Regions from separate parts of the Homo sapiens genome. Here region 1 is linked to region 2. A link is a loop called in an ENCODE intact Hi-C map of the cell type or tissue named here. Cell type or tissue: endothelial cell of umbilical vein. All regions are shown on one strand. Links, peaks and the distances in the headings refer to the core of each region. The heading gives the core; the rest is flanking DNA. Region 1 overlaps LOC107984676 (a long non-coding RNA gene). Region 2 overlaps LINC02331 (long intergenic non-protein coding RNA 2331).

Region 1 (8,344 bases), core at 148-8,147, 170 kb after region 2:
TTACACTGTTGGTGGGAGTGTAAATTAGTTCCACCGTTGTGGAAGACAGTGTGGCCATTCCTCAAAGATCTAGAACTAGAAATACCATTTGACCCAGCAATCCCATTACTGGGTATATACCCAAAGGATTATAAATCATTCTGCTATAAAGACACATGCACACGTATGTTTATTGTGTCACTGTTCACAATAGCAAAGACTTGGAACCAACCCAAATGCCCATCAGTGATAGACTGGATAAAGAAAATGTGGCACATATACACCATGGAATACTATGCAGCCATAAAAAAGGATGAGTTCATGTCCTTTGCAGGGACATAGATGAAGCTGGAAACCATCATTCTCAGCAAATTAGCACAGGAACAGAAAACCAAACACCACATGTTCTCACTCATAAGTGGGAGTTGAACAATGAGAACACATGGACACAGGGTGGGGAACATCACACACTGGGGCCTGTTGTGGGGTGGGGGGCTAGGGGAGGGATAGCATTAGGATAAATACCTAATGTAGATGACGGGTTGATGGGTGCAGCAAACCACCATGGCACGTGTGTACCTATGTAACAAACCTGCCCATTCTGCACATGTATCCCAGAACTTAAAGTATAATTAAAAATAAATAAATAAATAAAAATTTTTATTTTTAAAACACTATTCTGAATGCTGTGGAGAATATATGGAGTTGGGTGTAAATGGAAGGCATGAGAAAGGATGTGGAAATGCTGGTTAGAAGGCTGTAATGGCAGTCCAGATGCTACTAACCCAGGTGTGGTTAAGAGTTAGCAAGAATTTTAAGTTTCCAAATCTACCCTTATCTTCTATTAAATGTATTTCCATTAAATGTGCTTACTTTATTAAAAAAAGAAAAAAGAAGAAGAAGAAAGAAAGAAAGAAAGAAAGAAAGAAAAAGAAAAGAAATCATCTTGTGCACGTGAGGCCAGACTCTCGCTCTCCACAGCAAACTGCAAGCCCAAAATCCTTTTTCTCCTAACTTCATTCAAAAAAATAAAAAAGAAATTTGGAGGAGACTGGGTCTGTGTCTGAGTGTAACTTACTCCTATTTAGGAATTGAGCAATGTTCTCTCTGAGCCTCCTCACCTCAGTTGTGTTTTTATTAAGTGTGTGCCTCCAGAGAAATACTAGATGTCTTTGCCTTTATTTTAGTGGTTTACATGATGCTGGGCTACGGGCAGGGAGGTGAACTCACTTGACCTCAGGCATCACGTGACTGATATTGCTTTGGTTCAATTGTTGTCTGGGAGGGATTAGGGATTGGGTGTGACATAACAATATTAATGAAAACAATGGCCATTTAGTTTATATAGATTCTTTCTTCCTGTGATTTCAAAGCAAATTTCAGGCTTAATACAAATGACATTGGAAAGGAACAAGTTGAAGACTTGGCAACGGTATCTTGCAAGAGAATTCATTCAGTAAGCACGCCCAAGCACCCACCACCCTCGGGATGTTGTGGTGCACGGAACAGTCACAGACCTGCCTTCTCAGGGCTCACCATTCTGTGTTCTTTCTGGTGACACTCACTTTTCCTACATTGGTTTTTTTTTTTCCCCAGTCAGGTATTATGAGTTTCGTACAACATCAGACTCAGCGATCTATATTCTTTAGTAGATCATTTCCAGTTTCCTCAACAGAGTTTGTCAGAGAAGCCTGGGTCTCAGCTCAACGAAGGCATGCTCTTGGAAAAAAAAAAAAAAAAATCAAATTAGTTCCAAAAAAAAAAAAAGTCTTTCGGGACCAGAGTCAGTCAATAATACTTAGTGGGGATGAGAGGGGCACATAGGGAAAGGGGTTACGTATTTACAAAGCCCTTTCTCTTATCAGGCACTCAGTTAAGGACTGGGAGAGTCAGTCTGTGTAACGCTGAAGCCCACCCCGAGTGGGACCTTCCGGAACCACCCTCTGCCTAGTGCGATTACCTCACTTCCCTAGGATGTCTGCTCATTTGCTGTTCCCAGCATCATTTCTATATGAGCACCTTCCAGCCAAGTCAATTAAAAAAAAAACAAAAAAACTCATTTCCCATCTTTGAATGAATCCTGAGAACCATCAAATGCTAATGTTAAACACAGTGGAGCTGCAAATGTTTTAAGGGGGCAGATTGGGAAGTGAGGAAGTAAGGGTTAGCCATTAAGAGTAGACTCAGAAGTTGGGGGGTCATGACGACTTTGAGATGTGGCTCATTTACACAAACCAAAACACGAATCTGCTAAACACATCTGGGAGGAAAATAAGACGTGAAAGGCAGAGGAGGGCACAGAGAACAATAAAGGAGGGCTCTGTGGGTATTTTGCCCTTTCTGTTAGTTGAAAAGGGCACAAGTATGTAAAAATATATAACTCAAAGACCCCAAGAATTTGTTACCTTTAAGTTCAAGTGACCCTTCAACAGATTTTGCTGAGATTCTCTAAGGATTTATGCCTGTGCTCCACGAGGAACAAAAATGTTAATCCTGCTATATGAACCAGCGAAATATTTGTTCGGCATTTTCCTCCGTAACTGACTTGTAGACACCCCACCTCCCCATCCCAAGCCCCATTGTTTTTGCTTCTTTAGGCTTCTGCAGCCAAATATCTAGAGTCCCATCTCAAAACTCAGAGAGGAGTCCCCTCTCTAGTCTATATGTGGTCAGATCAACTATTTGGGAAAAAGTAATCACTTTTCAGAAATTCTCCACGTTTTAACCTATTATATTTAGAAAAGAGGCAATAAGAAAATTTCCAACAGCTCATGAGATCCAAACATTTTTCTTTCTTCACTGTTAAAGATTTATTTCAACCTGTTTTACGCAAAGATGAGTATTAAGAATCACAAAAACCTATCACTTCCTTAAATACCAAAAATTATTTTTCAATCCCCAACCTCCACTATGACATAATCTATATAAAAGGAAGGCAAGCCAAAGACATTCCAGAGGAAAAGTTAGCTCTGCACTTTTAATTATCTTCTGGTATTTCCTTTTTTTTTTCCCTTAAAAGGCTTAAATAAACTCACCAGTGTTTAATTTTTCTAGTGTTTCTCAAAATTATTGCTACAGCTTATTAAAATTGGGTAACATAATTTCTGTTCCCAGTTCTTCTCTGTGTCATCCAAATCCAACAAGAAATAAATAGTGTTGCTCTGAACAGAATTTTTTACAATGGATTGAATTTCATCTAAAAGCATGTAATTCTGCATAGCCAGAAGCAGTTTCTAATCTTTATATATAGGAACTTACAAGGGAAAGAATTCAAAGCCATGGGATTAAGTGAAAAATGTGAATGAAGAACCACAAGCCCCTGCTCAGCTGACACCAGAAAAGCTCTGTAATGTTTTCTGAGTTAATCATTGCTACGGGTGGGAAAAATTGTGGAATATGCCTAATAGGTCTTGTAGGTCATTATTTACTGAAATGCTACATTGGGTGGTTATTTCTTTTTAAATACTAATAACCTAGAAAGCCTGGCCTCATTCAGCAAGAGGGTCAGCACAGAGGCATCTGATTAGTGTCAAAAATGACTGCCTCTCTTTAGTAAAGGAATTTCCTAAAGGAAACATAATTCACAATGACAAATGTTGGCATTTTTAGAATTACAAACATTACCTACAACTTGAATTCAGGTTATGAACCCACTGGACAAAGTTCAGTGATTGTTTAGTAGCTAGCAGATGAGTTCCAGTTTAAAAAAAATGAGCACGTACGTAAAACTATAAATAAAGATAACAAAAGTCTCTAATACTCAAAATGAAAAGCAGTTTTGAGTTGTTTCCCAGTGTATATCTGAACTGACTCTTTCGGCTGTACTTTCTCAAACTTAATGAAAACTGGTAGTAGAAGGAGGGAAATGTCTGACACTGGCGAATAAAATTTTCCCATTCTAATTACTCATTTATTAAGCATATGAATTCAATTTCTTAGCTGCTTTTAGTTTGAGGGACATAAAAGTGTTGGTGTCCATTTCAAGATGATAAACTCGCCACTAATATGGTCACATGGCTGGGACCGGCTTGCTGCTCAACATTTTCTTCTTAAACAAAGACATACACAATAAGAAAATTACTTTAAAAACCATTACTTATATGTTTATAATTAACTTATTAGTAGACGTTACTGAAGAAAGAAACCCTTTGAAGTTCTCCTCAAGCATCTTTAGAGTCATCTGAGTGTCAACACACTCTATTTATGACACTCGTAATTTTAGAGGTACATTGTACACATGTAACATGCACAGGGTGTCTGCTGGCTTAAATACGTTCCTCTGGTAGATGATTATTTTACACATTGTCTGATATTGTAGATACAATGAACTATGTGGTTCAGAAAATTGTATGCATCTTTTTTTCTTAATGTAAGAAAAATTTAAAATAGAACATATGAAATATTAATTGCAAACACAACACTTATAACTCCTATTTTATTATATATTGTGCATTTCTAATTGATATTTCAGCTAAAAAGCACCTTTGTGTGATATACTTTGTGCTCAGTATATTAATCAATTTTTATTTACTGTACAACTTCAAAACTATCTTAATATAATTTTTTTAACCAGAAAGGAATTTGAAATCTGAAAGATGGTTCTAAATATTTTATGTCTGCAACAATACAAAAGGGGAAGTTTTAATTCTTAAAACTCAAGAAACTATTGTAACTGAAATGAGAAACAGATAGATACTGTACATCAAACTTGTTCTCACAGGTGTGCTTTCTTAATGTTAAAATACCCGTGTGAATTTTTAGTTTCCCATAATGTAATGGGAGACAATAAATTCTGAAGTTACCCCATTTGCCTTTAGCCCTAACCACAGAAGAAGTAACCTCTTGTCTATTTAGATTTTCTGAGTATACCCACGTCCTTCTGTGTGTCATAGCAAAGCAAAGGTTTGTGTTGCGAGCCAGAGCTTATTGCAAGATCAAAGCTCTGGGCCACTCACAATAAAATAAGAGGGTAAAGCCCAAAGAATCAAAGAAACAAAGGAAACGTTTAGGAGATAAGGATCAGTCTCAGATATATGACATTTCATCCAGATCAGATCCTGTGCAGAAGTTCAATTCAAAGTTCATAAGACAAAAATACAAAGCAATAAGTTTGAAGACTTGGTTGATTCCCTTTATCTGCATGTCACTGATTCTGATTTTATTTCCATTTTTTAGAATCGGAGAATGCCATTTGCTGAATAATGGAACTCATCTCATGTTTTAAAATCCTATGTGCATATAAGGTTGTGTGCGGATACAAGGTTATTTTTTTCATTGAAGTACCTCCAACCTAAAGCTCAGAAACAGGTGTGATATAGCACTCCTATAAAAGGTAAAAAAAAAAGAGTTTAACTAAAATTCCATTCTCTGATTATTTTGCTCTATTGGGTTAATACTAATGGAAGTCTTTACAAAATGTTAAATACAATTTTTTAAGATAAATACAAAAATGACATATGCTTATGTCAAAATGACAAGTACTTAAATTTCAAATTTTCACAGGAAATAAAATATAGATAAATATGCTTTGGGAAGGTATTTCAAATACTGTATTATGTCAACTGATTTAATGGCTTACTGAATGAGTCACTTGAACACAGTTCTAAAGCATGTTAATTCTGTTCTAGAAGTTCAAAATATGTTTTTAGAATGTATAATTTTGATTATTTTACTGTATACCCAAATATTAAAATATTCTGAGCTGCATGTGAACAATAAAAAGTCATTTCACAAAATTTGGAAAAATCTTTCCAAGTCATTGTTTTTCAAGATTCTATATAGCTTTATGAAACAGAGTACTTCAATTATTTTTCATCTTACACAATTAAATCAACTTGAGGCCAGGTGTAGTGGCTCACATCTGTAATCCCAGCACTTTGGGCAATGTAGGAGGATCATTTGAAACTAGGAGTTGGAGAACAGCCTGGGCAACATAGCAAGACCCCATCTCTACAGATTTTTTTTTCATTAGTCAGGCGTGGCAGCACATGCCTGTAGTCCTAGCTACTCCAGAGGCTGAGGAAGGAGTATCGTTTAAACCGAGGAGTTCAAGACTGCAATGAGCTATGATTGTAGCATTGTACTCTAGCGTGAGCAACAGAATGAGACCCAGTCACTAAAATATTAATAATAATAATAAATACATAAATTTGAAAAGCTTAAAAGGTACATTTTATATTATTTTAAATGTATTTAAATAGCGTTAAATTTCATAGTTAAGTTTATGATTTAACAATCTTAGGTCGATTATAGAATAACATTTATAATCATTCAAATACAATTTTCTAATGGAATTTACATTGTCTCACAATTACAGCTGTGTAAATTGTTTTAATGTCTGGTATTAGTACAGGATTTCCATACCCAACAATGCAAAAAAAAAATCAAAGAATTCTGGTCTAAAATCAGTGCATACTGGACCCAAAGCATAGGCATAAAATTATTGTCCAGCTTAGAATATTTTGATCTGGGGCCTTAGATATTCCAATAAGTATTTTACAAATATCTCTTTGGTAACTCTGATATTTTATTAGTTTCAAAGAGGAAACTTTTACATAAAAAGCTAGTGTTGTCTGAATTGCCTATACAATCAAGGTATTGATCACAGCTATTGTTTATTGAATCACCGATTGTTGACAACCTGGCATGTACTGTGGTAAGGCTTTTGCACTGGTAAGCTCTAGTTGTAGGACAAACCTGAAGAGTGATCATGTTGCACCTAGTCTATAGATGAGATAAACTAAGTCCCAGAGAGATTTGATGATTCCTGGAATTACATGCTGGGCTTTGGCAGAGCTCCAGTTTTTTTCTATTCAAAAGTAGGGTTTCCTTCTCCATAATGTCACTACTCATGAAGAGTCTAAGAGTTTATGTCACTCTATGAACATAAACAATATAGGAGTTTCTGCTTTAGATACTCTGTTTCTTCTTAGATTAATGGTATTTTTTTTTCAAAAAAAAGAGTTATAGTAGAGACTAGCAGTAAAGATACAGACTCATGTCAAATTTATGTCTAAAACATTTATTGTAACTATTTGGAAGGCTATTTTATATGTAATTAGAAGGTTAACCAAACTCTCAGGAAGTCCATTACTGTATTAAGATAACCTCTTACAAACTCTCACCAAGTAAAACATGCACATACAGAAAGTTGCCAATAAAAAAAAACACACAAAAACCAAGTAGAGCTCAAACACTTCATTTGATTAAAAGTTTTCTTAACTAACTGGAATGTTTCCTTAGATTTTCTCTTTGGAATCTAAAGCTATATTATGAAATTGCTTTTCAATTCCCCATACGGTGATTATTTAATCATGCCTTTACCAGCTGTGAACATAGCTTCTCTCTGATAACAGTTTATTTTTAAAGGAAATTGTCTTTGAAGAAAATATTTTGATACTATGCAGCAAAATAAGAGTTCATTGGAAGAAAAAAAAAACAAAGATCACAAAAAGAATGACTTCTAGTTGGTCTGTGGGGGAAAAGGAGGAATAGCAGCTACATAAAGATAAAACAAAACCAGCCACTCACATGGGAGGAAACAATTGGCTTGTTCCACATAAACAAAACTGACTGGCAGCTCCTTTTTGCCATGTTCCACTGGGTGCCTTGATGTCTTTTAAACACAGTCAAATATCCAGACTCTGTGTCCTCTTTTTCTTTCACGACTCCCTCTCGGACCTCAATCCTGTCTTAAGTATGCCATATTGTGCCAGTGAACCTCAGATCTTACATATTTGAAAAGCTTCACTTTTAGGGATATAAATAGAGAAACCTCAACTTTGTCAGGAAACTGGCAGAAATCAGGTATAGGGGGACTCCCCAAGGCAGCAAAGGAACGGAAAAGTGGAGAGACAAAAATAAAGGAATTACTCTTCTTCTGTTCCCGTGTGCACACTCACTAGAACCATGGAATGGGGAAAAGTGGAAAGAAAAAGGCATTGACCAAGAAGAGGATGGGACCCCCATGTCGGGGAGTACAGAGGAAAGGAGACTTCTGCCAAGGTTGTAAGGCATTTTGGACTAGATCATTCTCTGCTCTAGGGGCTGTCCTACGCATTGTAACGTGTTTAGCAGCATTGCTGTCCCCTACCCCTCAGGTGTCATTATCACCTCGATCCTCAACCCTCATCCCACTCCACCCCCTCACTGTGACAAACAAAATTGTCTCTAGACATTGCCAAATGTGCCCTGGTGGGACCAAATCACCCCACTGAGAACCACTGCTACCAGTATGGAGAGGTGCAGAGCCAATCAGAAGTCAGTATCATCTCTTCAGCATCATTTCTTTGGTGTCCTGTCCCCAGCCCAAGAGACTGTCTCATTCTCATTCAACATTTATTAAGCATCTACTTTATTTCAGGTT
Region 2 (8,344 bases), core at 132-8,131:
TAAGTCTGGTGCTACTAAACATTTATAAAATGTAGTTGATATAGTTTAGATATTTGTTCCTGCCCAAATCTTATGTTGAAATGTAATCCCTAATGTTGAAGGTGGGATCTGGTAGGAGGTGTTTGGATCATGGGGGTGGAACCCTCATGAATGGTTTCGGCTATCCTCTTGGTGATGAGTGAGCTTTCACTGAGTTCACACAAAATCTGGTCATTTACAAGTGTTTGGCAACTCCCCTCCCACTCTCTCTCACTCTCATTCACTCCTGCTTTTGTCATGTGACATGCCTGCTCCCCCGTCACCTTCCGCCGTGATTGTAAGCTTCTTGAGGCTTCTCAAGAAGCAGAGCTGGTGCCAGCACCAACCTTCCTGTACAGCCTGCAGAGCCATGAGCCAATTAAACCTTTTCTTTAGAAATTACTCAGTCTAATATATAGCAATGCAATAACAGCTTAATATGCTAGTCAAGGAAAAAAAACATAAATTCTTTTTATAAAGCCTGTATAATTTTAAAATCAACACCTTGTCAACTTCCCCCACAAAAATCTCATTAATATCAAAGCAAAAATCCTGAACAAAATACTACCAAGTGAAATCTAGTGATGCATTTTAAATATAATTACACCATGAGTAAGCAAGTATATTCCAAGAATGGAAGAAGTTTCATAATGGAATATCTTTCAATATAATTCACCATATTAATTAGTTAAAAGAGAAAGATGATGTAATTTCTCAATAAAAGCCTACTACATGGCATTTAATGAAATTTAATTCTCACTCCTGAATTAAAAAAAAACTGGAAGAAACATTTCATATAATAGATATTTGTGGGGTTCAGGATGCAGCTTTCTTTCTCCTTTCTTTTGTCAGTAGCAATCCAAATTTCCTTGAATCGTACCTATCCTCTTTCAGGCCACACACTTTGGTTAGGGCTGATACACTCAGTCCCACATGTAGGTGAGTAAGCCAAAAGCATAATGATATTTCCAACTTCTGACTACATGAGCTAATTCAGGCCCAGGATGATGTTCCAACTCTTCAGGCTATAGGATCTTTGGTTTTCCATAGGACTTGGACCTAGGAGGCTGTAGGCTGAGCAATATAGTTAGCCATGTTGCTCTTGCCTCAAACCTAAACTAGAACCATTAGAATGTAATTCTCACGAAGCCAGGTACTTTAGTTGTCTTGTTGGCAACCATATTTCTACACTAAAAGAGTAGTTCCTGGCACATAATAGGTACCTGATAAATATTTTCTGAATGAATGAATGATTGAAGCCACAGTTGAGGTACCTTAAGCTAAATTATGACAAACATCTGGATCTCATTGTCACTTGAGACCCTAAATCAAACTGAACCAATCTTATGATTTTTCAATTACAGGAGGCACATTCTATTTTTGCTCAGATCAATTTGGATGAGAGTTTTGGATATTTGCACCCAAAAAGGCCCTAACTGAAACATTGTCTTAACATGATGTTTTAAAGCATATGAAGTCTATTCTCCTTAATTTATTGAATACATTCAATGTAGTCCCAAACAAAATTCAAGCAGGTTTTAATTGGTTCAAGACTCAACAAAATGCCACTAAAATTTATTTAAAATTATAAATATGTGATTAATTTATTTTTATTTCCATAGGTTTTTTGGGGAACAAGTGGTATTTGGTTACATGAGTAAGTTCTTTAGTGGTGATTTGTGAGATTTTGGTGCACACATCAAGCGAGCAGCATACACTGAACCCAATTTGTAGTCTTTTGCCCCCCCAACCCTTTCCCCTGAATCCCCGAAGTTCATTGTATCATTCTTATGCTTTTGCATCCTCATAGCTTAGCTCTCACTTATGATTGAGAACATACGATGTTTGGTTTTCCATTCCTGAGTTACTTCACTTAGAATAATATTCTCCAGTTCCATCAAGGTTGCTGCAAATGCCATTAATTCATTCCTTTTCATGGCTGAGTAGTATTCCATCGTATATACATATACCACAGTTTCTTTATCTACTCATTGATTGATGGGCATTTGGGCTGGTTCCATATTTTTATAATGTGAATTATGCTGCTATTAACATGCATATATAAGTATCTTTTTAATATAATGACTTCTTTTCCTCTGGGTAGATACCCAGTAGTGGGATTGCTGGATCAAATGGTAGTTCTACATTTAGTTCTATAAGGAATCTCTACACAGTTTTCCATAGTGATTATACTAGTTTACTTTCCCACCAGCAGTGTAGAAGTGTTTCCTTTTCACTGCATCCACACCAACATCTAATATTTTTAGATTTTTTATTATGGCCATTCTTGTAGGAGTAAGGTGGCATTGCATTGTGGTTTTGATTTGCATTTCCCTGATCGTTAGTGATGTTGAGCATGTTTTTCATATGTTTGTTGGCCATTTGTATATCTTCTTTTGGGAATTGTCTATTAATGTCCTTAGCTCACTTTTTGGTAAAATTATTTGTTTTATCAAATTTTTTTTTAGTTCCTTGTAGACTGTAGATATTAGTCATTTGTCAGATGTATAATTATGTAAGAATAGTCAGGATCTTCCTGAAGAAAAAAAAAGACTACAGGAAGAATCTTATCTTTAGCTCCATCATATATAAAACATAATAAAAAGTGAAAGTAGCTAAAATATTATATTATTGACACCAGATAGACAGATTGTCTGTTAGAGTAGAGTCCCAAAATAGACCCGACTATACCAGTGAAAAGAAGAAGAGAATGGAGATACTGCTATATTTGTAATTTCTTTATACTTTGCTGAGTGCTGACTTACTCGTTACCACGAAGGTGGGAGCCATGGTTACACCTCTCTTCACTGTATACCCAGAAACCAACACAGTCCTTGGAAGGTAGGAAGATGTAAACATTTGTTGTCTGATTGAACAAATGTTAGGGAGTAGTTCATGTATTGCTTGAGGGCCACCCAGCTTAAGTAAACAGTGGTTGGTGATTCAAACAATAGTTTCTTAGGAGAAATACATATCATTTATTAAATCATAGAAAGTCCCATTCAAATCATGATAGAAAAAATTGATTATTCAATAAGCATACTATTTTGAAATATTAAAGATAGATTTACACTCTACTTCTCATGCTTAAATAAACTAATATTGTTTTATAATAGCAAAAACACTGGGAAGAACTTAATCTCTAACAATATGGCACTAATTAAGTTCTTAAAACATACTTAGGGAGATGTCGAAGACAAATTAATATACGTAAAAGCTAATAGCAGAATACTAAATATAGTATTCTTTCTTTAGTATAAAACCAATCTATCTTATATATAGTAATATACGAGCAAAAAAACTTCAAAAACGATATGCAATGCACAGCATGATCTAAAACTAGGTGAAGTCAACATGTGGTTGAGGAGATCTTATTTGAAATTTTAAATTTTTTCCCACCAAGCATTATAGCACTTTAATGTTTGAAATAAAGAATACAGTTGGAAAAAAAAATAAAAGGAAATGTTTAGGACCTAGCAGTTAGATAGCAATTGAATTCAAGCCAAGTGTACAGATAGGAGTGTCTGAAATGGCTTTCCCTCTTACGATGATGATATATTTGGAAAGGTCCGGTGGGGTGTTTCTAAGGAAACTTAGCAGTGAAGTCCAAAACCATCATCTCCATCAAAAAAAGGGAGTAGGTCTCTGCGTTATGGGAAGATAAAAAGGGGAAGTGAATTGAATATTACATTAATAACAAAAGTAAACATCTTTGTTTAAAACAACAACAGTCCTGCAGCTATTAAATCTCAGCAGACAGAACCAGACGAGAACAGGACTAACTGCTCAGATAAGACCCTGCCAAGAGTGAAAGTATCAGCAAAAGGAAATGTATGCTAGTCTAAAACTCAATTAATTTCATCAAGGGTATCACTGAAAACAAATTATCATGTCCGATAACACAAAACCCTCACAAGCCAAAGGACACAGATAACACTCAAGTTCAAAGGCTTATAGTTTACTTTGTTTTTAGTAAGCTACATTTTCTCTAAACATAACAGGAATAATTAAAGGATGTTTCCTGTGCTGTTTCTGATATTAATTAAAGCTGTCCAGTGGTACCGATATGAGAACAATAGTGATAGAGCCAGCCAGTTTCATGTGAACTGCTTGTTGCAAATCAACTGAGGAGTTTGCTTTTTGGTATTAGCTCAATCTCACTTGTTCATGTTTGGAGTTACAGCAATGCAAAGTGCGTCCTTTTTCTTGACAATTGCCTTTCTATCTTCTTGTAGTGAGATTAGGAAATGAGCCAAGTGAAAGCTTGGTATCTGCACAAGCACAGATGGACATTGCTCTGTAGGTGGTTGAACTCTTTCCACAGTAGCCATTGGCTGGTGCACATCTGATTACCATTGTTTGGTCGCTCAAATGGGATTGTTTTTACTTTTGCTTTTTGATTTGTTAAAGAAAAATACAGAGTTGAGGAAACAGCTCAGGAATGAAGGCTGTGGCTCTGTGTTCTCACTCCCAAATATGACTCACATCTCTAATGAGGCTTGGGGCCAGTCACTTAACTCCTATGGCTCAATGTCTTTCTCTATAAAAAAAGAAATGGTAGCACCAAATGATCTGCAGTGGTGTTTTTGAAATTATCTAATGAGTGTAAAGGAATCTGAGAAAAAAATAAGGCAAAAGGAAAGATATATATCTTTATCTATAAAAGGGAAATAAAGATTGCTACATGATAAATTGTTGTCAAGGAAGAAAAACATCTCTAAGGGAGAGCTTTAAAAATAGAACAAATTTTTATTTCTCTGGGGTGGTCCTAAAGGATCTGAAGACACATATTGGAACTAGATAGTCTTACCAGGTCTCTTCCAGTCCTATGACTTCATAATGCCAAATCCTGAAAGATTGTCTATGTTATACCTACGAAAATAGACTTATCATTCTAGTCATTAAAGAACAAAAATGTGCCACAGTTCTTCTGTGTTTTACAAATTGAGCAAAACTGCTGAACTATGAAAAAAGTTTTAAATCTCAACTCCTATAGCTCTTACAAACCTCAGGGAAAGTTCTAAAATCTTAACTTATAAAAATGAATTTTAGCAAAGAAAATGGATTACCATATTTCAATTAAAATTCTAAAGGACCCCAAAGGCCTTGAGAAGAAAAGATACAAAAACTGCCTTCAAAAACTGAAAGCAGTAACAACAACAAAAAAAGCCAATAAAAAAATCCCACAATAAAATAATTTAATGAACATATGGATTTTTGCAACTGTTGAAGTTTGCTGCCAATTTTGTAGTTAATATTTCTGAAAGTCAGAATATGCTGATCACTACGTGTTTATAAAAACATTCTCAATAGTAAAGACAAAATATTGCACTTTGGCACATTTACTGAGCACATGGGCAATTATATCAGACTCTTACTTCACTCAAAAAGGAGAGTAAAGTAAAGGAGGAAGCCTCTCTTGTAGTTTTATGTGATCTGTTTCAATACCTTAGGACTCTTGATGTAAGGGCTTTCTGTATGAACAGCTCACCAACATAGAAACAAATGACAATAGTCCTTTAAGTATTTAGTAATTGTAAAAATATTTGGGAAGATAAAAACGTGGGATTTTTTGTGATATTTTCCAATGACAGCTGGAAATATGATTTTTCTTTACTTCAGGAAACTAAAACCTCTGGGATTTTTCAAATGTTTATTTTGGACAAAGACTATGAAAACATTCAGTATTTACCCTAGTGCCATTTGAAGCTCGTGTTTTGGGTCTGAGACGTCGTTTGGGCCTGAGATGTGCTCAGATTTTCATTTCAGTTGATGTAGCTTTGACTTGGAGCAAAACGTTACCTGTCATAGACTCGCACTGTGGAGAAAAGCTCAAGGCATGAATTAGTATCTTTAAAAATGTGCTCTTTCAAGCTCATGATCCTTTGGGGAGATCTGAAAGTCAAGAATTTAAGACTTTTCCTAAATAAAGGGGTTCTGGTACATCTGGAAGATGCATTTTTTTTCTCTCTCTCTTCTCTAAGAGAGAAACTGGGAGTGGGTGTAGTGGCTCATGCCTGTAATCCCAGCAATTCAGGAGGCCAAGGTGGGTGGATCGCTTGAGCCCACGAGTTCAAGACCAGCCTGGACAACATGGCAAGACCCTGTCTCTACAAAACATACAAAAAATTAGCCAGGTGTGGTGGCACATGCCTGTGGTCCCAGCTACTCAGGAAGCTGAGGTGGGAGGATAGATTGAGCCCAGGAGGTTGAGGCTGCAGTGAACGTGATTGCACCACTGTACTCTGGCCTGGGTGACAAGAGTGAGACCCTGTCTCAAAAAAAAAATTAAATTAAATTAAAAAAAGGAGAGAGATAGGGAGAGGGAGAGAGAGAGAGAGAGAGAGAGAGAGAGAGACACTGAATGTGAAGGGGATACCAGGAGAGCTCTTCGGTTTCCATTCTCTATCTTCTCTAACCAGGATGAGTATTAGGAGACACGCAGCCTCTAATGATTATATAGAGTAAGATGGCGTTGATATAATAGATCTTCCTTCAGCTCTGCTCTCAAGAGCTACACCTATTCCTTTTTTTTCCTGGGGTGAGAGTGAGTGCTTTTCTTCACTCACTTTATGGCAAGTCTTGCAGAAGTAGCTCCTGTCTCCGGTTCCCCTACTTCACTCCCGTGTTTCTTCACCTGGTTAAAGTTATGGGTGCACAACCATTTCTGCGTTTTAAACCAACTTCCCACTCTCGATGCAGGTAATAATAAAGTGGGTTTGGGAAAGGCCAAGATTTAGGCACGAAAGCCAGCTAATGTGGACAAAGCAAAGTGAGGAGAGGGAAATATCTGTCAGGGAGGGAGCATTTCCTGAGCCTGAGGAGTGAGAACTTTCTACAAGAGGGTCTGGCCGGGTCTGTGTCTGCCCAGAAATCTTCTAATGGAGCTCAGAAAAAGGCTACTTTGCTTTGTGACAAGCAGAGTGTGCCCATTGTGGTTCTCTTTGCAGGAGACCTGGCCCAGCAGGCTGTCTGGCATAGCATGAGTTTCCCCGTCTCTAGAGCGTATAGGCAGCAGCCAGATACCAACCAGCTCAGATGTGGGAGAGATGGGCATTGTAGTTCTTCACTGTCATTTTAACCTGTCTTAATCTCCTCCTGAAATGATAAAGTAGCTGCAAACAACATCAAAACCTGGTAATATTAACATGATTTTTAGCCAAGGAGCCATGTCTTCAAAAGAAAATGTGTGTGGAAACTCAATATACAAAACAGCTAAAAGTCAAGCTATTCTAGGTTTGTGGTGGGATGGGGACCTGAGACCCCACTCAATTGCATCCCCTGCTGCCCTCCCTAAGAACCTGTCCTCAGAGAATCCTATGAAAATTATTGCTATAACCGAACACCTCTGCTTTTGAGTCCACACACACCTAGCATATCACATACTCACAGACAGATGCTTTTTCCCCATTGCGAGAAATGCAATGCCAGATTTCAATGTTCCTGTGACCTGCACAGAAAACAGTCCAGGGATTGTGCCCACTTTCTCACAAATTCTTGCTAAGTGCTTAGTATGTGCCAGGCACTGTTGTAGTTGCAGGGCTACAGTGATACGTCAGTAGCCATGATCCCTGTCCATATGGAAATGTACTGCACCGTGAAGCTTTAGTGAAATGATAAAGTAGCTGCAAAACACATCAGCATCCCCATTCCTGTTCTCCTTCTTCTTTGGCCTTTGTCTCCTCTAGGCCATTCCTTTCCAACTTTCCAACCTCTAGGTCATTATGGTATCGTTGGTTTCACTTGACCATTTGAATACTCCAGGTAAATTCTTGAACAATAAAGCTCACATTAGAGGGGGAGATTGAACATGTCTCAAGTCATCTGAAAAATTCTGGAAGTTTTAGTCCACTACAGTGGTGTGACATGGTTCACAAAAAACTCTAGGCTGCATGAACAGGAGCATCATTCCTGATCCAGTGAACTTTTAGTCTTGTTGTCTTCTCTCTTTTCAGATCACATCCAGGGGCCAAAACCAGTTCTGTGAGCCACTGGATGAAGACATTGACCAACTAGAAAGCATCTGCAGAGGTCAAGTAGGACCATGGGAGATCCAGATTCCATTTAAACAAGAATGCCTTAAAGAAGTGGGAATATTTAGCCTGAGTGAGAGAAAATGCTCTTACTCTGTGTGTGATCAGAGGAGGAGAAAGGAGGACAAAGTTACATCAATGTGATCAGCAACCATTTGATAGAGCTACTGTGCTCAAGAGGGGACAGTTTGATTTATACGTTTGACAAGGTGGAGCCAGGATCAATGAGTGAACATTAAAGGAAAGAATATTTGGGCTCAATATTTGGGCTCAATATTTTGGGCTCAATAATT

Evidence for each region. Peaks named below come from ENCODE experiments on the same cell type or tissue, not always from the same donor. Only the 100,000 strongest peaks of a DNase experiment are listed, where the experiment ranks them.
Region 1: a loop joins it to region 2, with 6 times the contacts of the local background. A loop is called at or near these places in 4 of 110 quality-filtered maps.

Annotation. Positions count from the first base shown.
Region 1 is chr14:53,878,027-53,886,370 of GRCh38, forward strand. LOC107984676 (a long non-coding RNA gene) reads right to left here. Exons shown (of 4, transcript XR_001750978.2): 3 at 1,545-1,698. Among named protein-coding and RNA genes, the nearest start is that of LINC02331, 31 kb to the left of the region's middle. In endothelial cell of umbilical vein, for the core only: no CTCF peak of the experiment used is centred there; DNase peaks (open chromatin) are centred at 1,925, 2,935, 3,505, 7,425 and 2 weaker places; H3K27ac peaks cover 4,724 bases.
Region 2 is chr14:53,711,139-53,719,482 of GRCh38, forward strand. The region is part of intron 5 of LINC02331 (long intergenic non-protein coding RNA 2331); the gene reads right to left. LOC105370504 (a long non-coding RNA gene) reads left to right here. Exons shown (of 4, transcript XR_943876.3): 4 at 7,974-8,344. Among named protein-coding and RNA genes, the nearest start is that of LINC02331, 140 kb to the right of the region's middle. In endothelial cell of umbilical vein, for the core only: no CTCF peak of the experiment used is centred there; DNase peaks (open chromatin) are centred at 3,713, 4,373 and 5,573; H3K27ac peaks cover 1,673 bases.